2 separate regions of the Mus musculus genome follow, and region 2 is linked to region 1. Evidence: chromatin loops called from intact Hi-C (ENCODE). Cell type or tissue: gastrocnemius. All regions are shown on one strand. Each heading gives the region's core, and the rest is flanking DNA. Links, peaks and the distances in the headings are about the cores only. Region 1 has its middle 180 kb from the start of Gm23477. Region 2 has its middle 95 kb from the start of Otol1.

The links. Peaks named below come from ENCODE experiments on the same cell type or tissue, not always from the same donor. Only the 100,000 strongest peaks of a DNase experiment are listed, where the experiment ranks them.
Region 2: it touches region 1 in a loop (11-fold over the local background); 11 of 42 quality-filtered maps call a loop at or near these places.

The regions. Positions count from the first base shown.
Region 1 is chr3:70,397,826-70,413,341 of GRCm38, reverse strand. It overlaps the pseudogene Gm6631. Among named protein-coding and RNA genes, the nearest start is that of Gm23477, 180 kb to the right of the region's middle. In gastrocnemius, for the core only: a CTCF peak has its summit at 6,581 (motif pointing right); a DNase peak (open chromatin) is centred at 6,591.
Region 2 is chr3:70,094,425-70,109,940 of GRCm38, reverse strand. No RefSeq gene overlaps it. Among named protein-coding and RNA genes, the nearest start is that of Otol1, 95 kb to the right of the region's middle. In gastrocnemius, for the core only: CTCF peaks have their summits at 5,042 (motif pointing left) and 5,838; DNase peaks (open chromatin) are centred at 5,839, 7,163, 7,642, 8,307 and 4 more places; H3K4me3 peaks cover 989 bases; H3K27ac peaks cover 346 bases.

The DNA.
Region 1 (15,516 bases), core at 2,451-10,450:
CTGTTCATATCAACCTTCACCACAGTGACTATTGGCACTGTATGAAAAGATAAGGCTGTCTCTGAAATAGGGAGGAACAGAGAGCCCCTAGTAAATATTTTATTGACAAGTTAACATTGTCATAATAGGAACTGTATGCAATTCAGTTTTTCTAATCAGTTAGTAGAGGCTACAGTGAAAAGAGGTGTTAACACTGCAGCAGGAATCTATGGGGATGCTCCCATGATTGGGTCTCAGGTTTTAGGGGAGCTCGTGCGTGTTCTTGGGTCATTAACTACTTGAGTATACTTTAGTGCTCTTCCTGCCCATACTAAGGGGCATAGATGTCCATAAATGCCCAAAGTTTATCATCTCCTTTATTGCATGCAGGTTAGATGCTGAGAAGGCCTTCATTGAAACTAATCTGTAGTAAAAGTAGATTATCTTGACATAAGAGGTTTGTGTGTAAAATAGAATGCTGTGGTTCATTTCAAAATGGTTATTTTTCTCTTCTCTTTGCCAGGAACTTTTCTCTTATGAGAACCTATTAAGGAAAATTCAAAAAAGTACAGAAGCCTCTCTATTGCTATGGCCCTTATAGATTTAACTCTCAAACTAGTCCATTAGGATCTTCTCTGAGTTTGTCCTTTATAGTACAAGTTTTACTTTCTCAACACTAGCTTTCACGGAGGCATCCACCCATGAGTTTTTACTCTGGTACATGTTGAGTTTTCTCTCCCTGTTTGTTTCTCCAACTTTGGGGAGAAGTTTTCCTCTATGTCCTCCCTTTTATGAAGATACAAATTGAGATGTGATTATTTAGTTTGCACAGTGTTTTCGTATTGCCACTATTGGAAGGGTGATTTCTCAAATTCTTACATGGCTAAGTACAAATAAAACCTATCTCTAAAGCCTCTTTTATAAATATTGCATATGCAAGCATAGTCTCAACATTTATGAAAAATAGCACACCAAGATATAACTATTGTTTTCCCCATACCTCTGTTTTTATTCCTAATAATCTGTCATTTTTAATTGAATGCTGATTTTTAAGGTTTAGACCTTGAAATCTGCACAAAGGCCATGTGCTGAAAGTGTGGTCACCATTCTTCAGCACTGTGGGAAACTAACAGGATGTGAAGAAAGTGAGAAGGAAGGTAAGCCACTGGGAATATGCCCTTTAGGGAGACATCTGTGTTTTGGAAATTTCCCATCTCAGCCTCTTTGCTTTTCAGCCACATGGGGTGACCAGCCTCTTTTGCTACATTCTTCCTGCCATATATGCTGCTTTAGCACAGGCCCAGATGCAACTGTATGACACAATCATGGACTGAAACCATATACCAATAAAATTATTTCACTTTTAAAGTGGATTATCTCAGGTATCTTATTACAGTGAGAGAAAGTTTATCCGAGGACTAATTAAACTAGTTTTAAGACAATCATTGTGAAGTTGGTGTTTTTTAAAAATGTGCATTAAATTTTGGTTCTTTCACCATCTTTTTTTCTGTCTTTGACCTCTCCTTGCTCTGATGTATCTTATTATATTTATCTCTTCAAAACAGAATTCTAATACTATCACAAGTTTTCCTCAATGTCTAATCTATCCCATGTTTGAAGAGCAGGGTAGTCTTCAAAATCATCCCAAATTATATTACCAGTCTGAGCCTCCTCTAAGATCCAGAGGATCTTAAGCTATCACTTATAGACAGAGTCATCAGTCTATAAATACCTCTTATATCCTTCCAACTTGCCTATTTGTTTTAAATAATTCCATGACTTTTAAAGCTCATTAAGACAAAAACCTTCTAAGGCTGATTTTAAAATTTCCCAGTTATTCCAAATAAGATGTTGCCCTGACCTGAAGGACTAATACAACAGGGAGCTGCAAGGACAAATTGGGATCAGGAGATTTGAAGGAAGGAGGCAAGACAAAAATCCTGTTCAAGCCCATTTATTCTTGGGAAAATGGAGGGCTTATAAAACTGAAAACCACAGACAGTATTTGTTCAGGTTTACAGGCCAAACTGATGCTAAGTAATACATTAACATCAAAGGAATGTCCCCATTGTAAAAGGTCCAGAAAGAAGTGCCTTCATTGTAAAAGGAAGGAATGCCCATGTTGTAAAATGTCCCAAGTCAATTACTACGGAATGGAAGCAAGATAGTGGAAGAAGCAAATGAGTCTTAGATGATGTCCATTGCCCAGGGATAAGATGGAGGCTGAGATTGCAGGAGCTTCCGGACCTCAACAGGATGGTCTCTGTCCTTTCTCCACTATCTATAGCAGTGAATTTGTGTGAAGAAAACCAGCTGTTGACAGCACAGGATATCCACATGTGACCCTGTGATATGGGGTGCTAGGCAGCAAAAGGGGAAATAAAGGAGCCCTTTATAGCCATCAACTTCCAGCCTCCACTGGGGACCTATGCGTATGTCTCAGGATGCCATAGACAGGCTTTCTCGAACACAAATTCCCTAATCAAGAGTTAATAAGGCCCAATAGAAAAGGAATTTTAAAAATTTAAGATGTTATGGAGTTAATTTTGTCAATAGAGTGCTTGACACACAAGAATGAGGACCAGGGTTTAGATGCACAGAACTCACATAAAAGTCGGGTAAGGTTGTAAGAATCTACAAACCCAGAGCTGGAAGCCAGAGGGAGAGGAGAGGCAAGCTGGTCCCAGGGGCTCAGTTTCCAGTCAAACTAACTGAATCAGGGAACCCTAGATTGAGTGGCATCCCTTTTTTCAAAAGATGAAATGGAAAATATCTGAAGAAAGAGCCCTTTGTCAACCTCTGTGCTGGACACATTCATCATTAGACAAGCACATAGGCATAGTTCCACCTACACCGATTAATTAATTTAATTAAAAATAGGTACTTCATGTACTATAGTGGACAATTGCTGGGCTATTTGTGACTCTATTTTAAGTACTAACTATCTTTCCACAGCTAGATGAGAAATAAGCATCTCTGGCCTTTTAGGGAATATTAAAACTGCCTGAGCTCTTTGTAAGTAATTATAGGACTGAAGATGAACCAATGTTCAGGACTTCACTCTGACTCACAACTTAGCAAAATAGGAAGGTGATATAATCACAAGGAGCTAAATTAGCTGTTATCCCTTCCTGTCTTAGGTACATCCTTGGTCCTAATACACTAAGAGAGACTCTTAGCTGACTGAAAGGCTAAACCAAATAACATTAAAGCTAAACATTGCATTCTTGGTTGTTCCAAAACACAGCTCATTGCTGTCATATTCAAGTTACATGTCACTCTGAAAGAAACACAATTGTGCTTCTTCAATAGAAGCTATAAGGATCAAAGACATAGGCAGTTCAGTTCTTTGTTCTTTCCTGTGTACCCATCTGTGAATTCTTTCTATTTGTGTTCTGTCAGAACTATAGTTTTCTAGCCGGGCATGGTGGCGCATGCCTTTAATCCCAGCACTTGGGAGGCAGAGGCAGGAAGATTTCTGAGTTCGAGGCCAGGCTGGTCTACAAAGTGAGTTCCAGGACAGCCAGGGCTATACAGAGAAACCCTGTCTCAAGAAGACAAAAAAAAAAAAAAAAAAAGAACTGTAGTTTTCTGTTCTCTCTCTCTCTCTCTCTCTCTCTCTCTCTCTCTCTTCCTCCCTCCTTTCCCCTTCCCTCCTCCTGGCTGTTGCCTAGGTTTCCTTTTACCTGTCTGCTGTTCTCTCTAAGTTCAATAAATTATCCTTATGTTCCCCTTTGAGTCTTATTTTAAATTCATATCAATGATATTTGAAAAACTGCAAGTAAGGCCTGTCTCCTTCCTCACATGCTGACGTGTTGTCTTATTTACAGTTTTAATGGAATAACACAGTATATCTAATGCAGTTTCACGATACTATTCTCTATTAATTCCCTAGCATCCTAGTTGACACAGAGCTGACACAAAGCAAGTTTATGACTAAATTAAACGAATTTTACATCTTTGTAAAATTGGAAGGAAAAGAGTTGACCATCCTCCAGTCTTAATTATCCAAATGTGATTGATAAGAGCATATGGTAGTAACTTTACAAAAAATGCAGAGTGGTTCTCTTCAGTCATCAACTGACTGAAATTAAATACCTCTGGAGTAAAAGCATAACTCTCAGAAGCATAATTACATATTTGTTGTATAAAAATCTGAACTTTTATTGAAGTATTCAGTTATTTTGATTAATTAATTGTTCCATAAAAGAAATAACCAACTTCTAAATAAGCATAGCAATATTCAACTACATTATATAAATATCTTTGTGAATTATATTGCTTTGTTATGTTGATAAAATTTATTTTAAGTATAACAAGTCTGATTATTTTACTAAATACCAAATGTTATTATGCTATAGGCCATTAGGTATAGAAGACTCTAAGCTCTTCATTTGGTAAGGCCAAGTTTTAACTGTTTTAGAAACCAATTTAAAGCCTTATAGCCAGGTAAATCAGATCCAATTTTTTTTATCAAAATTAAAATTTACTAAGTCAACTCTTTCATTTAATATATACATTCAACTGACTTATTTTTCTAAAAATTTTTCTAAAGTAAAATTTATCCTCTAGTAATGAGAACATGTCATCAATAGACAATGTATTGCTGCAATTAGAAAAGCCTATTTCCAAAGCCAAGTTCTAAGACAGTTTTTATTTAATTTTTTTGGAATAGATGTCTACAGAGACAACTTCTTACAAAATGGGTGGAAGGGGAGAATCTTTGATTGCATGAAATAAACCCTGTAGAGACTAAAATATCTTGTTGCTCAAGGTAGGTGATGGACTATCAGACCCAGAGCCGAGGGAGTTTAGGCATGTCTGCCCAGAGTGGCCAGTTGCAAGAGTACCACTGGCATGGGACCCAGGCAACAGGCACCATGCTCCCTGGCCTCCTCAGGAGACCCCTCCTCTGTTCCCATCCCCCTTGTGCTCACCTCTGGGGTGTGCTGCAGTGCAAGGTGGGGGGAGGCAGAGCTAGGCAGAGTGAGCAAGGCACTCGAGGCTGCCACCATGAGGCACTTCTGCACCTGACTGAGAGGAAAGGCTGAGAATTCTCTTAGAGGCTAGGAAGAATGTCCTGGGCATGGATGGGAGGCCCTCTAAGATGGGAGGGCAACTGAAGATAAGGAGCACCTAAAAGCCTATCGCCAGGCTCTAATGGCAGGTCTCATCTCTGTGGGGCTGGGAAGTGCTCCACCAATCTGACTAAGGAAAAAGGAAGTTACAGAAGTTAAAAGGTTTGCAGGACAAGTCAGTAAGAGAGTTATGCAGGTTGATAAGAAAGTATAGAGGAGGAGAAATGAAGGAAAGATGGAAGGAAGGAAGGAAGGAAGGAAGGAAGGAAGGAAGGAAGGAAGGAAAGTGCTGCTAAGAAGTAAGCTAAGAAGAGAGAAAGATTAAACCCATAGAGAATCTAGGCAAGATCCAGAGGGTAAGGAAGAGCAAAGCTTCAGCAGACTAATGAGAAACAGACTCCGGAGAGATAGATGACAGTGGCAAATGGAGAGATTAACAGTGAGGAGAGGTAGGCAAGATGAAGGGTTGCTATATAGAAATAAGAAGCATTATGGGCAGAAGGACAAAGCACAAGTGGTGAGAAACATGGACAGGCTGACAAAGACAGAGACTAGAGTCAGAATCAGAGATGTGCAGTGAGACAGAAGGATAAACCAGGGCAGAGGTAAACTCTGGGGGAAGATGGGTGACAGGATGGGGACATGATAATTGGATAACATCCAAAGGAAGCAAAGACAAGGCGGAGGAAAACACACACACACACACACACACACACACACACACACACACACACACAGAGAGAGAGAGAGAGAGAGAGAGAGAGAGAGAGAGAGAGAGAGAGAGAGAGAGATGGGGAGAGAGAGAACATTGTATGAGGTCTCTATTACAGCCAGGAAAACAGGAGCAAAGAAAGGTAAATAACAAAGACTAGAGCTTGGCAAGATGGCACATGCTGATAATGCTGGCACTTAGAAATAATAAGCAGAAGGAACAGGAAGCCAGGAAATTAAAAAAATGATAAAAGACATGAGAGAAACTTGTATAAAATACTGGCCACAGTAGTCAGGGAAACTAGAGAGCTTAGTAAGACAGTACCAGGCAACCAAGAGAGCCTTTGCCTAAAGATGAATGTGCTTACTATAAAGGAAAAGAACACTGAGAGTAAAGGGATGGCAAAAGGGGTGATAATATAGAAGCTGGATCCTTGGAAGAGGCCGTTGGCCTACCTGTCAAAGAAGCTAGATACAGTAGCAGCAGGGTGGCCTGCCTGTTTGTGGATCATGGCAGCTGTTACAGTATTGTTCAAAGATTCGGACAAGTTGATAATGGACAGGATTTAGTAGTATCAGCTCCTTATGCCCTGCAGAGTGTGATCCATCAGCCCCCAGATCGATGGTTGACCAATGCCTGCATGACCCATTACCAGACTCTGTTGCTCAACTCCAATAGAGTCATTTTTGCCCCCCTCAAGTCTGAGTCCAGCTACCCTGCTCCCAGACCCAGATTTAGAGCCCCCTGTCCATGACTGTCAGCAAGTTCTTGCTGAGACACATGGGTGGCATAAAGATCTGACAGACCAGCCACTAGAGGGTGCAGATGTTACCTGGCTCACAAATGGAAGCAGCTATCTAGAAGAAGGGAGGAGACATGCTGGAGCAGCTGTGGTAGACAGACACCAAGTTATCTAGGCACAGGCCTTGCCAGAGGACACATTGGCCCAAAAGGCAGAACTGATTGACCTCACTTAAGGCCTTGGAATTGGGAAAAGGAAAAAGATTCAACATATACATGGATAGCAGGTATGCTTTTGCCATAGCCCACGTCCATAGGGCCATATATCAACAGAGGGGTCTACTGACATCGGGAGGAAAAGAAATTAGGAACAAAGAGGAAATACTGGCTCTACTGATGGCCCTCCATTACCCTGCCAAGGTAAACATCATCCACTCTCCTAGTCACCAGAAGAGAGATACCATGATAGCAACGGACAACAACATGGTGGATCGAGAAGCACAAGTGGTTGCAGTCGTGGCCCTGCTGGTGTTCCTGGCAATGGAGCCCAAATTTACCTACATAGCAGAAGACTTAGCCCCCATTTCCAGAGATTCCAGTCACCATATTAACAAAAATAAGAGACTGTGGTACACCTCCAGGGAAAAGAAAATCCTGCCACAAAGACAAGGAGAGGCTATGATCAAACAGATGCAACAGTGGACTCACTTAGGGGTAAGCAAGCTCATTCAGACATTCTCCAAGACTAAGTATCATGTACCAGGTTTAAAACACCTTGTGGAGCAGGTGGTGCACAAGTGTGTGCCCTGCCAAAAACTCAATGTCTGACGCACTATAGTGGTTCCAGGGAAGAGGTACCAGGAGACAGACCCAGCGTCTACTGGGAGGTAGACTTTACTGAGGTAAGACCTGGAAAATATGAGTATAGATACCTTCTGGCTTTTGTGGATATGTTCTTGAGATGGGTAGAAGCTTTTCACTGTAAAAATGAGACTGCTCAGATGGTCATCAAGAAGATTATTGAAGAAAAATTTCCAAGGTTCAGAGTGCCAAAATCAATAGTGTCAGATAATGGCCCTGCCTTTGTTGCCCAGGTAAGCCAGTGGGTAGCAAAGTGTTTAGGTCGAACAGAAACTACATTGTGTGTACAGACCTCAGAGCTCAGGACAGGTAGAAAAGATGAATAGAACCCTAAAAGAGACCTTGTCAAGATTAACCGTGGAGATTGGCACAGACTGAGTGGTGCTCTTCCCCCTCACCCTATTTAGAACCAGAAATACTCCCTCTCAATTCAGTCTTACTCCTTTTGAGATCCTTTATGGGGCTCCTGCGCCCCTCACTGTCTTAAATGATGTGATTGAACCCACATGTTGTAGTAATAATGATCTATATGCTAGGTTAAAATGCTTGCAGGTGGTGCAGAAGGAAGTCTAGTCACAACTGGCTGCAGCAAATGAGCTGGTACCCCAAAGACATCCCACCAGTTCCAATTGGAGATCTGATCTACGTGTGCCAGCATCGCACCCAGACCCTCAAGCCTTGCTGGAAGGGTCCCTACCTAGTCCTGCTTACTACCCCTTCTTATCCTACTTCTGCTCTTAACCTTTGGCCTAGGCATCCTTAATGACTTAAGTACAGTACAACTGTTGGTGCTCAGACAACAATATCAGCAGCTGCAACAATGTGAGACATCATTTCAGAATTGAAACGCACCAGACAAAAGGAGGAAATGTAGAATCCAAAATAAATTCAAGACCACTCAGCCACTTTCCCCTTTGAAGCAACTTTCCAAACTATACTAGCAGGACAAGTGCAGAGGCAGATAAGAAAGCTGGCCGACAAAACAATGCTGAGAAAAAAACATAAGGGCAGGCAGAGTGAGGGACTAGGCCAAAGGTAGTCACCCTATGTAAACCAACCAATGCCTGAAAGGGTTACTTGCTACACCAATCAGAATAAGCCAGCTAGCCTTGTTGCCTAAATCTGCCCCTTACACAATATAAACAGTGTGTTCTTTGTTCATTTGCGGACTCTCCTCTTGCCTGTGTGCTGGGGCGGGGGAGGTCCCCAACCCGTTGGGGAAAACAAAAACAAAAAAAACAAACAACAACAACAACAACAAACCTCTTTCGGTTTTCAGTGATGTCAATCTCTGTCGTCTTTGTAAGTGAGGGTCTTTTGGTGGACTCCAACACTGCTTCTTGGAGCAACAGTGTCTAGCCATGCAGAACAGCTCCTTTATTTTGACTTTTTATTTTTTTTTATTTGGATTTCGAGGTAGTAGATTTCTAAATTGCTTCTACATACACCATTAAGTTTTAGTTAATACATCCAACTTTAGCCCTCTCGTTTCCCCAAGCTCCACACCCCATTTCATGATTAAATGTTATCATCTCATTCTCTACTTTCCTTTTAAGTGTTTCTACTGTTTCCCTTTCCGTAAGAATTTCCATACATGTACAGTTTCTAGCCTCTAGGCTCCCACAGTTATTCAAAATTAAGCAAGCAAATAAAGAGTTGAAGGTAGATCTGAATATGAGAGAGTTCATACGTTTCAGTTTTTTTTTTAAAGATTATGTCAACTCACACAGTATATTTCTCCCCACTTTTATTTTTTACCTTAATTTACACAATTTCCCTTTGCAGCTAAATAAGACTCTATCATATATTTAAACTACATTTTTATTATCCGTTCTTCAGCTGATATGTATCTTGGCTGTTTCCATTTACTAGCTCTTGTAACAATTTATAAAGATTCTCCTTATCTCACAACCATGCTAGCGTTTGTATAATTTGTATTCTCGACCATCTATTCTTTGTAGATGAGATGGAATATTAAAAGGGTTTACATCTTCATGTTTTCATAGCTAAAGAAGACTCTTTATAAAATTTCCTAAATGTAGAGGAATTTTAATCCAACAACATGGCTGTTCTGGCAAGGGATCATATACAAAGACCTTCTAGGTCTTTGTGATTCCATTAAAACACAGACACACCTTTAATCCCAGGATACAGAGGTAAGCAGACCTTTGTTTTCCCAAGGCAATCCTGGCATAGAGAAAGTTTCAGGTAAAAAAACAAAACAAAAACAACAACAAAAAAAATAGGTCCAGGCATGGTAGTACACACCTTTAATCCCAGCACTCAGTAGACAGAGGCATGCAGATATCTGGGTTCTAGTCGGTCAGTTGAGTTCAAACAGTTAGTTTGATGCAGCTCAGAGTTAAGAAGCTGGGAGTTGGTGTGATTGAATGTAATCAATGGAATTGAATTCAGGTCAGTTTTGTTCAATCAATTGAGTTCAATTTAGTCAGTCTGTGCAGGAGGCAGTACAATGGAATTAAGTTAGTTCCATTCAGTTTGTGTACCAGACAGTGTTGAAGCTAGAGACTAAGAAGGAACCAGAAGATTAGAACAAATTGCTAGAGTTAGTTTGAAACCAAGCAGAGAAATTCAGTGGGAAACTAAGAGAAACCAGATTGAATCAGTCACCTTGGCAAGTAGCTGACTAGAACAGCTGAGTTGAACCAGCCAGCCAGAGTTCAGCCAGAGCTAGAATGGATGAGCTTATTCAGCAGTAAGCCTCTAACATTATGTTTACACCAAGTGAATTAAAGTTACTTTTTCTCTTAGGCATTTGTATTTCTTATTTTCAAAACTCTTTATTAATGTAAGTCATTTTATTATTACATTTTGGTAACAATAATTAGTAATATTACTTTCTATAAGTCTTTTAGTGCTTTTGCTATTCTATGCATTAATTCTCTCTCCAATTATATATATATATATAACGAAATAGACATAAACTAATTATGGCTTGGGACATAGTACATGGATATATATTTAATTCTGTACTACAGCTAATAAAGTAGGGACACTCTCTAATATTATGAAGTTCTTCAATATTTTACTAATGCCTCACATTTTATATTTCAATTTGTCATGCAGAACAAGATAATACAAGAAAGTAAAATAAGATAATACAAGAAAGTAAAACTCAGGAAATACAGATTTATTTATCAAATCAACAGAACAGCAGGATATTACTATCTTTGTAAAAGACCTTCAAACTACCCAATTTTAGAGTGTATTGAGTGTGTATGTGTTAATAAGATAACAAAAACCTATCACATTGAAATTAGACAAAGACAGTCAACAGAGAAAATGAAGCACTAAAAGAAGTCTCAAGAATCAGACTCACTTGTTCACACATGCTGGAGGCCCATAAAAGTACTAAACTGAAAACTATAATACATACACAGAGCACCTGGTGCAGACCTATGTAGGCATAGTGTTTGTTGCTTCAGTCTCTTTGAGTTCATATGAGCTTTGTTCAGTTGATTTACAGGGCCTTGTTCTCCCAATATCCTCCATCTGACTTTTACACTCTTTCTGTTTCTTCTTCTTCTGCCAAAGGGTTCCCTAGCTCTGAGGGGAGAGATTTGATGGAATATCCTATTTAGAGCTACTTGTTCCTATCTGCTACAGGAGGAAGCTTCTCTGATGATGGATGAATACGGTAGTGATATTTGAGTATAGCAGAATAGTGTGGTTAGCCGTTTTACTGTTACCTTACTTATTACCTTTTAAACGAATATTATTTGGTTTTACCATGATTCTCTATGCTATCTAGTCTGGTTCTCAATTGTTAATCAGTACCACCAAGTATGGGTTTCTCATCCTTCATTGGGCCTTAACTCAAATCAGACATTGGTTGTGTTCTTCCAAAAGCTTTGTGACACTATTGCCCTAGCATATCTTGCAGGTAGGACAGATTATATATCAGAGGTTTTGTGACTGAGTTTGTGTTAATCTTTATATTTTGGTAGCTTACACAGTACCTTACCTTACAAAGACACTAGAAGGTAGAGCTGAAGACTCAGTGTAGGTGCCAGCTTGCCTTTTCCAGAGTCAATGAGTTTTATGGGTGTTTTAAGATTTTCATGAAACTTTTTGTATATATATCCAGAGTTTATGCTTTAAATTTGGTTTCCTTCACTCTCCAGTTTGGACCTTCAAAAGTGATTCACAGTTTTTTTTTTATAATAAATATAACTCATTTTTATAGGCAAATTTTCCTTCAAAGCTTTTAAATCTTGTTAGTTCAATATATAAAAATATTTTCTTTATTATCACAATCATGGCAAAACTGAGATGAATAACCTAAAGCCTGAACAATACCTAAAGCCAGCAGCCTCCAGGATAAACTTTGGACTTTGTTAGTCCTTTGTCTTTAGAAAACTCAATGGCTTTGCAACAAAAAGGTTTTTTTCTGTTCTTATTTTACAGCAAACTGATTTCATTGTAAGACCTTACTTTTATATAAATTCAGTCAACATTTTTGAAAAGCTATTTAAAACATCCTGTTCTCTGCTGCTATACCAAAATGTAAACATTCTTTTGTCTCAAGAGCTAGTCCTCATTACTGAAACAGTTTCCTGCCAAGTATTCCCATAGATCACACACGCGCACACACACTCACTCCTTTACTCTACAGAAGATTTCTCAAGTAAACCACTGCCTTCTTCAAAATTCTAACTTCACCCCTAGTCCCTCCTATCTGTTTGGTCTGAATAACTCTCACAATGCATTAAAATCCCTCTGATAATTGTTCCCTTATTTGGTTATTATAAATGCCTTCTATCCACCTGAAGACTTTCATTGTATTTACACTCTAGCAGGTAGATATATTTTAATTGGTTTATGATTAAGATAATAACTACCATATTGTAAGCATACCATAAAAAACCCTTTGAATCCAATTTGTTTTTTTTATAATACATGCTTGGGACACAGTAAAGTAATTATCTAATTTTTGTCTTGAGTTTATGACAAGATGTGTCAAATTTGCTTGGAATTTCCTTAGAGATGGGAATACTTTCGTTTTAATGAGGGGACTCCAGTGTCAGCATGGAGGCTGTCCAACAAAATGACCAAACATGTAATTAGAGGGCTGGAGCATTCTGTCTACTCTACCTGGAGTGGAGGGCATGACGAATTTAAGCTATGTGATAATACTTCATTCCATCATACCCTATAACACACCCCTAGCATCAGCTCCATACACTGAAGCTCAGTGGAACGTCAGGGTTGTTAATGCACAATGCTGCAAAATATCCCAACCACTAGAAGCTCATTTTTGAAGACTCAAGCCGTTGTTGTAATTTCATTGTCTGTAGGCAAACTTAACTTATAGTTATAGAACTGCCCTGCCGTCTGTGAGGCAAGTGGTTCTAGCAAATTATCACATAAACCTACATTCAATTAACAAAACACCCAGAGTGATGTCCAGCTGATCCGGAGTGCGCTTGCTCTGAGACACATGGAACCTGTAGTTGGTACGCATATTACTTACTTGACATTTAAATAAAGTTTCCCAATCTAGCCATAGAGTAGTCCTTAATCTAAGATGTTAATAAAGTGAGGGAGCTCAACAGGTGTTTATTTCTTTCACATAGCTCATATTTAGTATTAAGTCAATGTTCCATGTGTGCTTTTCACTGTGGGTAGTAGAATAATGAAAAATATATGAATACAGAAATAAAGGCAAGATTCTAGGAACTAAATATTGGAAGTGAGTTATTTAAAGTGAATCTATCAAACATTGACTGTGACTGAAGCACATTTCTCCCTCCATGTTTACACAATGGGACTCATTAATTGTATGTATCCTATGAATACTCTATGTGACTCATTTCTAGGTTAGCAAGGGTAAGAAAATTAATCAAAACACCAGGTAGCTGGTTCAGGTAGCTGAAATAAGAGGAACTTCCCCTTCCTCTAAGTTTTAGAAGCTGAGATAAGGATCACAACAGAAAAAAAAATCAATTATTTCGAAAGAAATTCAAATTCAAAAATCAATAGCTGGCTCTCCTACATGAGGGGACTACCTAATAGCTGCAATCAGTGACTGGGGCAATCTCTAATCTGATGCATTTAGCCAAAATGATTTCAGTTTCCAACGTGAGCATATCCCAGTGCTTCTTTTCCATCTTATTACTTTGAAAAACTTTCATTAGAGGCTTGCCAGATATCATTAAAAGTGTGAACATCTCCGAGAGATACCTCATGAAGTTAAATTTAAATCACAGCTTCAACATATTACAAGGGTGACTGCTATATTCTACAAATCTCTCTGCTTAATGAAAGCAAAGTGAATAACGAAGGGGTTGTGTGTCATCTTTAAGAACTCTAAGGATTTACTGTATTTTAGAAGCACTGGGCAGGCTTTGCACCCACACCATTATAATATAAAATAGATTCGTTAGCAAATCAATAGTGTAAACAGTGCTTCTGCTGAAGAGTAAATGAGAACACTGGTTCAATCACCACTTTAACAGCAGCGTTTGCACCCAAACAATGAATGGCTAATTATAAATGACTGTGTATGCAGAAAAATAAGTTCCTAAAGATGCCCAGACTAACTTTCTCTCCCTGAATTCCATCAACAAAAGAGAACTGTGTTCTTGAACATAATAAAACTGAATTATGTGTTTTTAATGTTCTCTGAGTCTGATTCTTCCTAATGTCAGATTAACCTCTCATCCAGTAGGAATTAATAAAGCTTTTCAATGGGTTAAAGACGCAAGCATCAACTAGCTAGAAATCTCATCTTGATTATTATTCTTTCAGTGGGAGAATTAACTTGAAATTGGACAAACTTTACTTAAAAATACCCAGAATTGACTCTAGAGTATAGTGTCATATTTAACGTGTTATATCTTTATATCTCCTTTTTAAAAGATCTATTGTTTGTATATGAGTGCACTGTAGCTGTCTTCCTACACACCAGAAGAGGGCATCAGATCCCAGTACAGATAGGTGTGAACCACCATGTGGTTACTGGGAATTGAACTCAGGACCTCTGGAAGAGCAGTCAGTGCTCTTAACCACTGAGCCATCTCTTCAGCCCACATCGTTATACCTTTAAAGAAAATTTTAAATTTTAAATTTTTAGAATTGAAATCAAATAAAATGACTGATTAAATGGAGACACACAGACTTACCCCTAGGGGGGAAAAATCATTCTCAAACTATCCTGAGTTACAAGTTTCTCAAATTCTGCACAAGTAGCAGTTGGGCGTGTACTCTGCTCTGTGTTTATGAGAGAGCCTTCATAGAATTGTTCACAATAGCCACAGCCTCTATCCATAGCAAGCCAGTGACATATATCCACTACCACCTCCTTGCTACAGTTCTAACATCTAGAAATTTCTGCAGATGCTATCAAATGTCTCCTGGGGATGAAGACAAGTGATAGTTCCTTAAAACTGCGGATCACTTAATCCAAACTGTGGACACTCAGGCCAGGAAGTCTGAAGTGAACTCTAGTGTTTCATAACCACTCTGGCTGTATTTGGGTGTATCTCTTGGAGAGAAAACCTCTGGACCACTTGGAAACACTACATGCATTCTGTTGCTTTTTGCAAGTAATACTAGTGAATGAAGAAAACTTTCCAAAGGAGACCTAAGCCTATGCTTCTGCTTGCAACCTTATCACCTGCCCAAAGCTGACAGAGAATCAGAAGGATATATGTGTGTGTGTGTGTGTGTGTGTGTGTGTATATATATATATATATATAAAATCACACTATACAAAAGGTTCTCATGAGTTCTTCCAACAGACAGACGAAGATGAGAAGAAAGATATTTTACAAGTAGGTTTTCATAGCCATTTCTGCCTCATCAGATTTTGTATCTCTCCTCTATGATCAACAACATGATCATGACCATGATCAACAACACAACAAAAGCTAATCAGCACTGGCAGCTGTCCAACATCCATACAGGATGTAAACTAAGACTCTGTCTTATTCCGAAGCAGTCAGAAGTCATGGCTTAGAAGTAATCACATCTATGGAGTTTTTCTTTGTGATCTGCATACCTCTCTTCTTTGGCAAGTATAACTTAATCAGACAGATCACTGTCAAAGAGTCCTACAACTCAACTTCATATATCTTTATGTGAATAGAGTAGTTTATGTAGTTTTTAATGTCCTGATTAATT
Region 2 (15,516 bases), core at 2,462-10,461, 300 kb after region 1:
TGTGATCTGTGTATATATTTCTGTGTATCTGTGTGTGTGTGTGAGTGTGTGTGTGCGCGCGCGCGCGCATGCGTGTGCACACACATGTCTAAGTACTTTGTCTTTGCTTCTTTTTGTTGATTTGTCTTGTTCGTCTGCTTGCTCACTTATTTTACTCTTGTTTGTCTGTCTTTTTTACTTGCCTGTTTGTTTTCTTAAGAGAGAGAAAGAAGACCTGGAGTTGGATGGGTGGGGAGGATCTGGAAGGAGATGAGAGAAGGGAAGAATATATTGGATGAAAACAGTTTTTCAGGTTTAAAAATTAATTAATAAATATAAAAATAAATAAAGCACCCAGTTCAACCTAGTTGAGTGTGTCAAGTGTTCTTTGGCTCCACAGCACTGAACCTTAGGGCAGGTAAGGTGCCCAGAGACTGCTCTACCTGTGGTCTCAGACCCAGGGTTATCATTCCAAAGTTATTCTCAGGTCCAGAGGTCATCCACTAGCCCCCAACAATGGGTTCACTTTCCATCCTAAACTTCCCTGACTCAGCCTCGTCCTGTTTGTGATCCTTTTGATTTGTCAAGATTGAGCCTTCCAGTTTCCACAGCTTCTTCCCATGGTTCTCTCACCCCGGGGCTCTGGCAAGTTTACTTCAAGTCCCCTGCTTGTGATTGTTCCTTGCTCTCAGACTCTCACAATGGCTCAATTTCAAGCCAGATGCCACCCAGCCACCACTAGAAGACGAACTGGAATTCTCTCTACGGGTGATTTATTTGTACTGTGGAGACATCACTGTCTTACCAGAACCCACGCTGGGTTCAAGGCTTGAGAGGGCTGTGTGCTTATCAAGCTCGCCAGTCTGAAACATAGCCTGGGACAAGGGAGGCACCAAAGAATCATTGGGGGTGACCTTGGCTGTGACTCACTACATTGGGGATATGGAACCTCAAGAGGCCACCTCTTGTATCCAGACAGGAACCCCAGTGGAGCAATAGAGATGCCAACCCACCCACAAAACTTTCAACCCAAAATTTATCCTGTCTACAAGAAATGCAGACACAGGGGAGGGAACAGAGACTGGGGGAATGGCCAACCAATGACTGGCCCAACTTGGGACCCATCCCAAAGACAAGCACCAGTCCCTAACACTATTAATGATAGGTGTTAGGCTTGCAGACAAAAGCAGGAGCCTCTGAGAGGCTCCATCCAGCAACTGACTCAGACAGACAGACACCCACCGCCAAACAATGGATGGAGCTTGGGGATTCTTATGGAAGAATAGGAGGAAAAATGGTGGCTCTCAAAGGGGATAGGAACAAAGGAAACTCCACAGGAAGACCAGGAAGACCTACAGAGTCTCTTTTCATTAAGGCTGCCTGGATTACAAGCAGCACCTCTGCTTCCCCTTCCTCTGCTGGGTGTGCAGTCCCCTTCCCCAGGACCAGGGCTGAATCCTTTCCATGTCTGTGTCTTTACACTATCCCTCTGTCCCCATTCCCTGTGACTGTTGGTACTTTTTAGCTCTGTCTTTGAAATAGACTCTATTCTTTGTTATTTTAATTATCTCTAAGAAGTCACAGGGAGGCAGCTTCTAATCTGCTATCCTACACCTAGATTCATGTGGCTTCATCTTTCCATTCTTCTTGACATTGAACGATCTTTCCATAGCTTGAAAGTGCTGAAATGTAGTCTTCTCATGGGGCAAACACAGCCTTGCAAGGTAGATTGTAAAGACGAGAATATTTTGTGTATTGTGAAAGTGTAGTGAAACCATGTTAAATATTCATTTTAACAGCTTCAACTGGTATTGTTAATCTGACAACTTTATTCGTAGCATGTTAAAAGCTGTAATAAGATAGATAGAATATTAGATTTAACCTACGAATTAAGGAACTATTGTTAGGATATAATTTAACTCTTCTTACAGCACTATCTCATGATCATCATATCAAGAAAGGAAATGAGTAGGTTCCATTGGGCATAAGTTCGTTCTATTCCACTGTAATTCTTACGATGGCTATCTCTTTTCCATTGCTATTTCTAGTTATGAAGTAAGCCATACAAGAGTAGGTCTCTAATGACTCTTTTACTCTTCTGACACAATTTACCTTTAATCTGTTGCTTTAAACTTCCATTTTAGATGACATTAGCACTCTGGAAATGGCTACAGACGTGACAAATGGCAATCAAGTCGTAACACCATCTGTATATCTTTCTGCATTCTACAGTTGGGATCTCACCTCCAAGAGACTGTCTTCACAAATCAGCCAGACGCCAATGCTTCTTTAGCACCTTGAACAGATAAAGAACCAGAAAATTAACATGGCACAAGAAAGCCAAGATACCCTGAGCTCACAGCACAGCTGCCTCTCCAGAGGACTAAACGCCGCAATGCCGTGCTTTGGACTTGCCAAGAAATTAGCAGATTCATAAATCTTAACAATGAAAAGGTGGACAGGGATGCTTAAGCACCAGTCTTATCACCCTCTGTGATATCTCTCAGCAGTTAATACCCAGGGAAAGAATGCCATGCTTCAGTATAAGTTGTACAGAATAACTTGACTGACCTCTCACCCGCATAATGTGGATCCCTGTGGGGTTGGTTTCATTTAGCGACAACAGCATACACTTCGGAATTTCATACTTCTGCTTCTGAGATGCAACGTCTCTGACCTTCGATAAAACTACAATGGTATGTCTAGGCAATAGTGTTGTTGTGAGGATTAAATGAAGTTACCTAAAGCCCTTGCTGTTTGGTAAGTGGTCAGAATGTTTGTGCCCAGGTGCAGAAGACCTGAGATGGGATCAAGAAGGGACACAAGAACCTCCCAGGTTGTTTTAGCACTCTTCATCTGCATGAATGTTAGAAAAGCAGAGACAGCATCAAGGGAGAAGGTTCAACCATTAAATGTGATTGCTATTCTTACGGAAGGCCATAGTTTGGTTTCCAGCACAGTTACAGACTGATAGACACTCATAAACCCAGCTCCGGATGATCTGACACCCGTTAAGAGCAACCCCACACACATGCATATGCCTGACTGATACATGTACGCATATACACAAATAAATACTAAAACAATATTAAAGCATAAGAAAAGCATAAACAACTTAACTGTAAGAAAAAAACAAGGCAAACAGCTCATTTTTTCTGAACTAAGCATCTCTGTTCTCATGCTACCTAAATATCTGTAATGACCCTGTCAACAAAAGACTTACAGTGTTCCTGACATCTCTCAATACCTCAAAAATCATCAGCTACTATTCCAGACACCTTCATAGAAGTTCAGGTGTCAGTTATGAAGGCTTTGAAGCTGAGCCAGAGTTCTCTTAATGTCCAGAGCTGTCACCTTGGTGCCACATTACACTTCCATGCCCATCGTGAAGAAAGCCTCAGCATTCTATCTTGAGCCACATGCCACTGCAGCTCTCCCAGAGGTCTTCAAGGGCTTTTCTGCCTCCTTAAGAAAGAAAGACATGAGATGGACAGGAATGAACTCCAAGACTCATGCCTCTTTTTCTGTCGATTTGCCCTATAGCAAGAGTATAGCTGCACAGGCACTGCCAAGAGCATGAGCCAGGCCCACCACAAACCCTCAATCAGAGTTTGCTGAATGAATGAGCATCACCCATGGTCACTGGGATGAGGTCCAGTCAGTTTTGAATCATGAGCTGTTTCTTGCTTTCTTGGAATCCTGTCAAAGACAGACTTTAATCCAATTAGGGAATCAATATCCAGCAAATATCAGAGCCGTTTCAGCCATACATATTTTTTGTTCAAGGTTATTATTTGGTGGCATTTTAATGTCTCTATGTGACATTAAAATAACAGCAGTGAAATGAACCAACCTAAAATTAATGAACAGATTGGTGTAACAGAACACCAAATACACAAGAGGCTCAGAAAAAATAATGTTATTTGAAAAGTTGATGCATTTTTTTAATCTTTTTAAACAATAAACTGATGTAGAAAAGACAAAGAAACCTTTAGAAGGGACAAGTGATTTTCACATACCTGGAAAACTCTTCTGAAAAAAGTTATTTTAAAAAATAATGAAGTTTAAATTTACCTTAAGTGCTGTTGCAACATGAAAACAATCTGAAAAATTGATGTCTAAATTTGGCTAAGTCCAATTTGGTTATCTTAGGCCCTTCATCTCTCACCGTAGGAAGCAGAAAATGAAATCATGCATGCTAAATCAATCTCCCTAATTGCCTTGGTCACCACTGCCTGCCATTTGGACAGGAGTCTTGCTAAATAGCATCCAAAAGCCAAATAAGATATGACATTGAGCATAATCCAGCTTTGTGACTTCACCCAGGTCAGTGTGACTTGAAGGACAAGAGTTTATTTGGTCAACTCTGAAGGTGCAGAAAGTGCCAGAGAATATGGAAATGTTCGCAGACTTCACAAATGTCAAAGTCAGAGGTGATGCTGGAAACCCTTAGTTCATAACTTTCTTCCCAAGACGAGAAAATTCCAGCTTGAGCGCCTAAGTGATGCGCCTGAACCTAAAGATTTCACACGTGGACTGCAATTCTGGTCATCCTCAGAATGAATGAATGTATATAAATATAATATACATATATATGATAGGTAGGTAGACTGGTAGACACAGATGATGGATGGATGGACAGATGGACAGATGGATGAATGGATGCATGATTGGTTGGATCACTAGTATATGTAAATATCTATACACAATATGTTATAATAACATCTGTGCCTATCTCCCCATTTTCTGTCACTCCCCCCCGACACACACACACACACACACACACAGAATGCCCATTATTTGAAATTCTTTGGCCATGTAATTTAAATACATGGTTGTGATGCACATCAGTAAAATTTGATTCAACTAAATCATACAAGGATGAAATTACCCCCATATTTTGAGTTCACTTTGTGAACTTCCCTGTGCCCTGCTTTCTGTCTCCATCTAGGCTTTAATCATGGGTGCATCTCTTTGTGGAGTTCTGCTGGAAAAGGATTGTGGGAAGTTTCTTGCCAAGCCTCCGCAGGCCACGTACAGAGCAACACTGCCATCTGCTGTTAAGTAGTTTCAAAACAACCGAGGAAACCGCCAAATACTGCGGGGGTGCCTTTGTTCTTCAAATCGGAAGACAAACTGCAATTAATTAGCACTTATTAAAATTCATTTTAGCCCGTTCATTAACTTTTAAGGGAATTACAAGGTACAAGGCGTTATTGAATGTCTATATGAGGTGTCCTCTCCTGGAGAAAGAACAGCGTTATTACCAAAAAAGATTCTAGGTCTGGGCTCCCCGAGCTAAGTTAGTGGGTTGTTTATACACAACTCTGGATGTACCCTTTAGGTACTAGAAACCGTACGCTCAAACCTTGCCTGTAACCTGGATGTACTGATAGTCTGCAAAGTGTGTGGCCTCGGCCTCTCCCAAAAATGACATTCTGACCAAGCCTCGTGACTTCAGGAATCTGAGATGGTGTTTAGCAATAAACGTCTTCTCGGAGGACAGCCCTTGAGCATTGGTGAGCTACATCCCCGCAGGATTTCACCTTCCGCACTTAGAAATACATGTGGAAACTTCCTCGAGGGTTTCATCTGCATGATGCCTCAAGATATTTTTAAAGCACAACTGCAGTCGGGCTTTCCCCCTACCTACCTACATACATACATAAGGAATTCTATTTTTGTGCATCCACAGAGAGAATTTTATTTCCCCTTCTACCGGGAAGTAAGATATTCAAAGATCTGGACATAAAAGAGTAAGCCGTTAGAGGTGGACAGTTAAGAAATAGGAAAAGTGGGTTTCCGTCGCTTTCGATTTTTGAGTTTGAATTTTGCAGTTTCAGAAGTTATACAACAGCGCCACCTAGGGCCCTTTGTGGACTAGCAGGTTGGCTTTTACCAATGTTTGCCCCTTAGATGAGCCAGTTTTTCTCATACAGAGAAGCAGCATGGTACAATATGTGATTTTACTTTAGCGTTCTCTGGTTTGGTTCATTTTTTTTTAAGATGCAAGAGTTTAACAACAGTATGTTGGCATTTTTCTTTATATAGAGAAACTAGGAAAGGAAAAAGATAACAAAGGAGCCAAGGGGACTAAAACAGGAAATGGGGGAGGGAAAGCCAGCCAGAACAGAGCCGAAAGACGAAGTGTCAAATATCACCATGATACATGCTTTGCATTATGAAGTTGTCACAATGAAGCTTGTTTTTTACAATTACAGCATGCTAATAAAAAATGTGTCTTAGCATTGTGCCAGAGTAACAATGACCACCACAATACTCTTTTAGTGGCCGAAAGCTGCTAACTCGCTTTCTGAATGGCTTGGAAAAATTGCTGTGTGTCCGGGGATGAGTCCAAATCGCCTCCCTGAGCCTGGTGTGAAATGAGTGGATTGATCCATGACGCTTTACCATCCAATAAAATTTAGTAACAAGTTCCTCTATTTCTATTTCAACCTAGAGAATTAAAATGAGGCAAAATTTTAAAACCTCGCGTCCTTTCGAATTCTCTACAATGGCTACCAAACTGGAGTGAAGCAGAAGTTAGAAGCAGAGGTTTCCTCGCACAGCACTGACAGAGACAATACTTACACTTCCTACCAAAGTGAATCTACATGGTCAGAGCAAAATCATCTAAGGACAGATGTAGTCAGGGTGGACCAAGGAAACAGTAGAGGAGAAAGGGGAGTTAGGGAGAGAAAATGAAGATGAGTTCCAATTATAGACTTCCTCCTCCTCCTCCTCCTCCTCCTCCTCCTCCTCCTCCTGCTCCTCCTGCTCCTGCATGGCTACGAGCTCATGAGACACTTGTGTTTTAATTCCAGTCTTCAAAGCAACTCATCTGCAAAATGAGGAGTCAAGCGGCTGCATCCATAGTTGGTACCGCAAACAAGGGAGGACCTAAAGTGCAGCATAAATTTCCAGGAGTGACAGCTCAGGGAAGAATCTGCTGCAGACAAGTCTGTGTGGGCTGTGGAGCACAGCCCACACAGCAGGCTGCCTGCTTGCCTTAAGGACATTCAGATGATTTTTCTACCCATACCCACTGAAGGTGTTTCCTGAAAAATCGGTTAGAGGCTGGATATTACAATCTGGCCTGGCACAGTGGACCTTGGCTGCGCTCTAGAGAGAGATGTGCTTGGGAACTGGTAGCCAATGCAGAGGTCTTGCTCGTGGTTCCCACATGTCCCGGAGCCACAGCAAGGCACCTGCGCTACCCGGGGATGTGCTATTAAACCTCTGCTGGTCCTGAAACCTCACACAGCTCTTGGCTGCAGCCAGCATCAGCCTTTGCCAAGGATCTGGCCAGCAAGCAGAGTTGCTGCAGTCAGCTTTCTCAAATGTGCCCTCTAGTAAGAGCGGGAGGTGGGGGAAACTGGGGTTTTTTCCCTGGCACTCGGCACCCTTAGGGGAACTTCCCTCGGCTTCTACATCAGTTTACATTCCCTCTTGAAAATGTAAGCATCGCAGAGGCCTTTTCAAAGGTTGGGATGAAGCTAGCGTTGCTTCAGTTTCTCCATACTTTAAAGCCTGTGCCCATAAAGCTAGAGAGAGAATGTGGAGGAGGTGGTCATGAAAGCGGTTGGTCCTAGCATCTCTCTGCAGGAAGGCGTGCCTGGCATCCTTTCTGGAATGCAGCAGGCTGACCATGATGTTCCCAATAGCCCAGCAGGTGTGAAGGCAAGGGCCAGCTTGGAGGCAGGAGGACCTGTCGGGTGAAGAGATCTGGCACAGGTTGGGAGGGGGGAAGAACTGTCTTAAGGACCCCGGAGGCACAACCTTAATAGCACTGAGTAGAATAACTGAGTGTACTGCAATCCGAGGAAGGAGGAGAGAGAGGGCGGGAGATGAAAGCCATTTCAGAACAGACTGTACTATTAACAAGAGGACAGACATACTGAGCGGTCTAGCATCACAGCTGCCTCCCCTGCCTGCTTGCCCCACACTGCGTGATCTATTCCATTGTGTCCCTTCAGCAGGACAGAGGGGTCCTGTCTGATACCATTGTCTCAAACTCAAAAGTCAGATAGTCATTGAAACCTCTAGCCATTTTTCCCCTTCGGAAGTCCATAGCTGAAAAAAAGTCAAAATGTTGATTTTAACAACGTTTCTGCAAAGCTTGATGTTCATCACCCCATAATACCCAGATAGAGTCAGTTCTCCCCATGGGAAAAATAGCAAGAAAATCCCCTCTCTGGAGTGGAGAGAGAAAAGCATTGCAAAGGAGAAATGCATGAAGGAATCAGGACAGGCTGTGACTAGGAAGAGGGCTAGGGAAAGGCTGAGAGCCCAGTCTGCAGCGTCACACACATGGAAAGTCCTGCCTAGTGGGCTCTGTGCTTCCTCCCAGCCCTGTGAAGAGAGAGCAAAGCCATAGAATGCCAAGGGATGCAAACACAGCTGTGTAACAGATTGAAGCAAAGTGTACTCAGAGTGTTTTTCGTGGCCACTTATCAGGGACTTGGGGTTCTCACTTGCAGGGAGGGGATGATAAAATACCAACTTGGAAGAGCCTCTTGCACATGAGACTGCCCTCTGGGTCACCTCATGGTAAAAATGTCACCCTCCCTCCTCCCTCCGTAGCAATGGGTCCTAGAAGTTAGTGCAGTCGGTCATGGCCAAGGACAGACAAAAGAGGAGTATCGATGGCTTCATTTGTCTGCACCACAGACGAGTTCTCCGCCACGGCTGGCTTTGACATCATGAACAACAATGCAGATATTATACAGCTGAAATATCTCATGGCTCTGTTTTCTAATTCAGCCAGGAGACAATGCTCTTCTGTTTAAAGGGCTCTGTTTTGACACAAAAGAAAAAAAATCTGGTCCACATAGGCTGAAAGATGGCTCAGCAGGTTAAGGCACTTGCCATACAAGCCTGACGAAAAGAATTCAATCCCAAGAAACCATGGAAAGACGGGAAGAGACACTCAGCTCCCCAAAGTTCTTCCTACCCCATACACACACAGTGGCATACACATACCTCTGACCCCAGATCTCTCTCTCTCTCTCTCTCTCTCTCTCTCACACACACACACACACACACACACACACACACACACACACACTATTTTTTTAATCTATGAACTGCATCAATGATTAAGCCAGCTGATAGCAGAGCAAGTAAAGGCAGCATACACCCCAGAAATTTCTTGCAGCTTCTCTTCCTTCGCTTGCCATGGACACAGTGTTTTGTTTTGTTTTGTTTTGTTTTGTTTTGTTTTGTTTTGTGTTGTGTTTTGTTTTGTTTTGTTTTGTTTTTCCACAGCCTTTTTTTCCCTTTTTCAAAAATCAGACAAACAACAGAAAAAAATAACATGAAAATTCATTTTTGAAAAATTTTGATACTGTTCTCTTCCAAGGAAAGCTCAAGTCAGTATTATAGCATTATAAAAATAACTGTCATAGCTAAAATTAAAAATTAAATAAATAAGTAAAATAATAATAATAATAATAATAATAACAGTTGCCAGTCAGCTTCAAACTCCCACAACAAAACCCCAGATGTGAGCTGCTTCTGACCTAGAGACACATCTGTTGTCTCCTGTGTCTGAAGGTTTAAGGTCAACATTTGGTGACTCCACTGGGTTCACTATGGTGGAGGCAGACAGTAGAACAATCTGCTCACACTTTGAGCCAGACCAACAGGATGAAGAGACAAGTGGGGTTCCCATGATCACCCTCAAACATAGGCTCTCAGAGGCCTAAAGACCTCTCCCTAGATCCTTCCTTTTGAAATCAACACCTCCTCTAGGGGTCTCACCCTTACCACAGGGGCCGTCCACATGCAAGTTGTAACGCCTGGGTAAGAAATGGCCTTGATTCTACAATTAGCCTCATTCATTTAATTTCTAAGTCAACTGAACACCCACCAATAACAGATAATGAGACTTGGCTCCAAGATCTCTGCTTTAATGAATGTTAAGAAGTGAGGGACGGATATAGCTGTCTCCTGAGAGCCTGGCAAATACAGAGGCAAATGCTCACAGCCAACCATGGGACTGAGCACTGGGCCACGATGGAGGAGTTAGAGAAAGGACTGAAGGAGTTGAATGGTTTTGCAACCCCATAGGAAGAACAATATCAACCAACCAGACCCCTCAGAGCTCCCAGGGACTAAATCACCAACCAAAAAGTACACATGGAGGGACCCATGGCTTCAGCCACATATGTAGCAGAGGCTGGTCTTGTCAGACATTAATGGGAGGAAAGGCCTTTGGTCCTGTGAAGGCTTGATGCCCCAGTGTTGGGGAATGCCAAGGTGGGAGTCAGGAGTGGGTAGATGAGTGGGGGAGCACCCTCATAGAAGCAGGAGGAGGGGGTGGGATAGGGGGTTTCTGGAAGGGAAACCAGGAAAGGGGATAACTTTTGAAATGTAAATAAATGAAATACCCAATAAAAAAGAAAAGGAAAAAAAAAAAGAAGTAAGGAACGGGTAAGAAAACGGATGGCTACAGGCAAGAAGATTTAGAGCCTAAGAGAATCAAGTGTGGAGTTCCAAGTGCTGTCTCAGTCTCTCTGGTCTGGATGGATGCAAGGTGGGAAGAGCATCTCCAACAACCAAAATGGTGCTAATGAAAGCCCTCCATGCCTAAACAGAACAGAAAGTCTGGTGTGGGGATGTCTGGTTTGGGGATGACACATCAAGAAGAAAACACATCATGATTTACTAAATTTAAATCATTCTTTTTGTATTATTTTTGTTCCCCAGTTTGGCTTTGGTCAGATTCACTGCCTAGAGAAAGAAGACCCTTGGCCATAACCACAGATTGCTAAATGAGATGACTCCAACCTCTGTTAAAGAGCACCGTTCTAGATAGCAAAAAATAAAAGAGAAATATAATTTGTCTTTTCAGATAGATCTCCCGCTTGTGACAGTGACAATCTGCAATCGTTACAATTCAAGAAGCAACCATTTTGACAAAATGCTGTTCCTCTTCAAAATACATTTAGGTGCTAATCTGACATTTCCCTGCGTGTCCTTTTTTCGACTCTTGTCTTTATCCAAGTGTGACGCACACTTCTTAACGGAGTCCTTGTAAGTCAATCTTCATCTCCCGGCTGTTTACCCTTTCATTTTCCTTAGGCAGATAATCAGAGTACCTGTCAATCCACCAGGTGGGAAATCACTCAAAAGAAACACTGAAAATAGAGGTGTCGCCTGCTCTCTAGAGGGAAGGGAGGCAAAGGTGAAACAGCACCACCCCTACCAACCAAGTGCCCTGTGCTCATCTGTCTCCAGTACAAGCATCATGACTTTTTGAAAGGCATCCATAAGGACTTAAATTGTAGAGTAGAACTTCCCCTGGCTGGCAAATCTAGTTCTCTTTTTCTTAGCCTTGAGGAATCTGTAACTGTGCCCTGGTTGAAAGCCTTCCTCTCCCCTGTACAGGTGAATGCTTGGATGACTGTAATCTTTTTCATTAGAATAGGTCCCAGCAAGGATGTCTACCTATCGGTTTTTATTCCACGTAGAATGTTATTTGCCTGCCAGTCTTCTGACCCATCCTGCTCATTTCTTGATGAATACCTGAAGAATGGAGGGCAGAGGACGGTAGCTCAAAGGGAGAGCAAAAGCTGAGAAACACTTAATCTTATGCATCACTCTCTGGCTGGAGACATCCTCTGAGGATTTAAAATCTGACTTCACATCTGCAGGTGCTGCCTGTGCAAAGCACTGAACCTTGGCTTTCTTCCTGCTGGATCTTCCTAGGGAGCTAAAGTAGGGCAGCCACCCAGCAGGAGGGTCCGTTCCCCACCAATGCAAGTTGCTGCTACACATCCACCCTTTTTTCATTGCTTGAGGGTGAGGGGTGGGGGTCATGTAAAAGCTAAGCACACCTCAAACCCTTGTTTCATCTCAAATCCTGGGCCACATATTCCACGGGGCCCAGGCACTTACCAGGATGAGTCTACAGAGAAGGCAGCTGGGCATTGTTTGCAGCTAGCTAGAGAATTGGAGAGGGAAAATTCAGTTGAGGGCTTGCTGTGCACCCGCCAGGAATTCTCTTGAGCTCATTATTTGGATGAAAACCAAAGTGAAGAGAATAAAAAGGAAGAAAATGTGCCTGTGTCTTTACCATGCCTTCCCTGTGCCTGGTCCTCTGCTGGTGACAAATGCTACAAGTCAGAGCCGAGGGAGAACTTCTGTTTGCCTTTCAGAATTAGGTAAAAGGGGGTTTCATTGTTGCAGGTTCTTTTTAATACAAATTGTTCAGACAACTTATATTAAAGCAATATTCTCCCTTCCTTCCTTGAGTGTAATGACCCCAGTGTAATAAAAATCATTTCGCTTAAATGTTCCAGTGTTCTGGGGAAACAAGGCTCGTTCACCCTCCTTTACTTAACAACCTTGTTTATCTCAATGAAGATTTGAGTGATCACCCAATTTATTGAACATGTGCTATGGACCAAGCACAGATTTGTTATTCACGGCAGCTACATAATTCTACCATAATCACTCCAACTTCACAATGGAGAAATCAAGTCTCCCGGAGGTCGAATGAATGACTTGAGCTTTCAGGACCGAAGTAGAGGATATGCTACTTGGGTCCATATTTTTTGACCACAAGGTACATGGCCAACCTATTGTCCTGTACAATGCCGCTGAAACAGAAGAAGTAAGTGTGGTCCACTCACCCACATCCCCTTTCTCTCTTCATCTCATAGATGAGCAGAACAAATGAGTTGCTTCTTCAGATACTCGAGGAAGAGAGATAAGCAGATCAATTGCTATTAATGCTGAGCCAGCCACCCTGTGTCATCACCAAGATGCCTGGATTTATTGTGTAGTACATACTCACATGAGACTATGCATCAATAATGCCCTCCTGCCCTGCATGCCCTAAATGTTCAACCCAAGGACTACCCAGGCTACTGCTATTTCTCACTCACCCCTTCAAATTCCAATGGAAGAGCAGAAACTTATCTCCAAGTGCCAGAAGTAGGCAGATTACATACAATTCAACCCCAAGAGTCTGTCTAATCAATGTACTGGCCCATATTTCCCACATTTTATGGGACAGCAGGGGAAATTGTTGAGAAGAGCCAATTTGCAGCTGTGTTCTTAATTATGCCTTCTCTGTGAAAGAAGGCAAAGCTTTCAGCAAGAGACTGCAGCTGCATTCACAAGGCAGGAGACCCGGTGTTTGCAGCAAACAACGGAATGCCAGAATGAAGAAGAGGTGCCAGATCCCAAGGAGGACTAAGTGACCATCCTCTCTTTGCAGATGGGTGGCCAGGTCAAGCCATTTGATTTCTTTCCATCTCAGTCAAGCCTGCTGCGCAGGTGTATTGAAGCAGGAGGAGCTGACTGCTAGCTAAATAGATGCTGGCTGCAACTTAACTGGCCTGGATCATTATATTCCTCCCCACCAAGTCACTGTCACTAGCAAAATAGTGAAGTTTGAAAGTTTCTGCCAACCCTGTGCAGCTTAGAACTGGATGAACCAGAGTGGTTCCTTCAAATGCATGCAATGTACTCTGGACCATGACGGAAAAAATAGTGCCCGAGCCATTGTATCTGTACTGGTTGGTCATAGGCACATTGAGAACAGAAACCCCACCCACATCCTCAACTCAAGTTTGCAAAGGTGTTACCTTATCTTTCTATGACTGAGTTTCCCATCTATGAAAATCCCCATTCACTAAGAGGAAGGGAGAGAAGAGTTGAGAAAGTAACTCTACTTTCCCAATGATTGCACTGGATTATTCGTTCCTTTGTTTATCTTGGCTGCAAAAACCATCACTGGGATAATCTTGTGTCATCACTATCTAAGTAGGTTTTCCCAAAGACACCATCTCTCTTATCACGTCATTGTGACCTCTCGTAGAACTGCCCCTTGTTCCCTAAGTCATTGTAACTTGGCTCTAATAACCCTCATATAGCTCAAGCTCTAAAGTAACTGTGCTGTGACATGCACTACCTACAGCATCTGGCTACCTCTGCTGGCCTTCTTTTTATTAATAAGGAAATTTTTCTCCACCACCTCTGAGGTGCAAGAGAAAACTGACAGCTGTATGAGCAAGAAAGCATGAGTCTTTTCTCTTCTTTGTCCTTGGTGTTATATGGATTTCTGTCCTCTGAACTAGGCATCTTGCCCGGTGGTAGGACATTTGCCTGGTATACATTAGACCCTAAGTTTGATCCCCAGCACCTCAAACAACAAAAGGGGCTTCAGAAGGGCAGTTTGTTCAGGATATTTTCTCACCTCCAAACCCCTTCCAAATCTGTCATTTCTCTTTCTGCTATAACATTCCCAACAGCTCATGCTTCTTACAGAAAAGAACAAGACACACTTCTCAATAGACATAGATCAATATTTCATATACTCCCACTCTCCCATCAAGCTTATTGGTCTTGTCCCAACTGTATTTGGGCAAATTTATCTAGTCTTTCCTTTCCCAACACCCTGCCAACTGAACAGACTTACAGTGGCAGCTACCTCATCACCTGGAAACCTCATTCCCAAGAGCAACCAATGGGCAGGTGCACATACTGTGAGAATATTGACACTGTTCCATCTGGTGGTTGATGGAGACTGAGTCTACACATATTCCCACTGCTGCCCTGTTAGCACCTGACCTTCTCAGTTCATAAACCCTGGCCCACAGTGAGCAAGGATCTTTATGCTCTTCTGTCTACTCTTTCTGAACCTCTCCTCTTGCTGAATATCCCTAACTGTGTTCTTGGATGTGTCCACAGTCTCAAGAGTACAGTGTAGCCATGTCCCTCCTGGGATTTGGAGATGCTGACACATCCTTCCAGGAGGGCTCCCCGGGGTTCTGAATTGAGACTAAGCTGCCAAACAAGCCATTGATGATTTAAAAAAAAAAAGGTGGAGACCTTTGTTCAGATAATGTGTCTGTTTCTAAATTAATAAAGACTGGAGATGGTGTATAAGCATTCTATGCGCAGCTTGAGATCTTGTAGGTCACTCATCTTGTGACTTCATCTCCGCACGGCATTAACATTTTATGAGATGATAAGGGCTCCTTTATCCTATGAACAAAAGATAAATATCAAAGGGGTGGCATGCCTTTTCTTCCCTTCTGGATATTTCAATCCAAAACCTACTACATGGAGCAGAGCAAGACAGGAGTGGACATAGCTCTACTCAGGATGGCAAGACCTAAGTGATTTTGGTAGACAGTGAAAGGGCACACCTAAGGAGGATGCCCCAGCAGGTGACCATATCAGTCCACTGGGAGGCTGGGAACCCAAGATGTACATGTATGGGCCAGGCATGGTGGCACGTGCTTATAATCTCATCACTTTGGATGCTGGAGTAGGAAGATCTTGAGTTCTAGACCAACCTGAGCTATGTAGCAAGACCCTCCCTCCCCACCCCCAAATACTAGAGGTACAGTTGGTCAGAATATCAAGTTAGGGATGAATAATTAAGAGAGTTGATCAAATTTAAAATGCTTCTTAAGGGACTGAAGAGGAAGAACACTGATTGCTCTTTCAGCGGACACAAGTTTATTTCTCAGCACCACATACAGGTTCTCAACCACCCTAAACTCCAGTTCTGAGGCA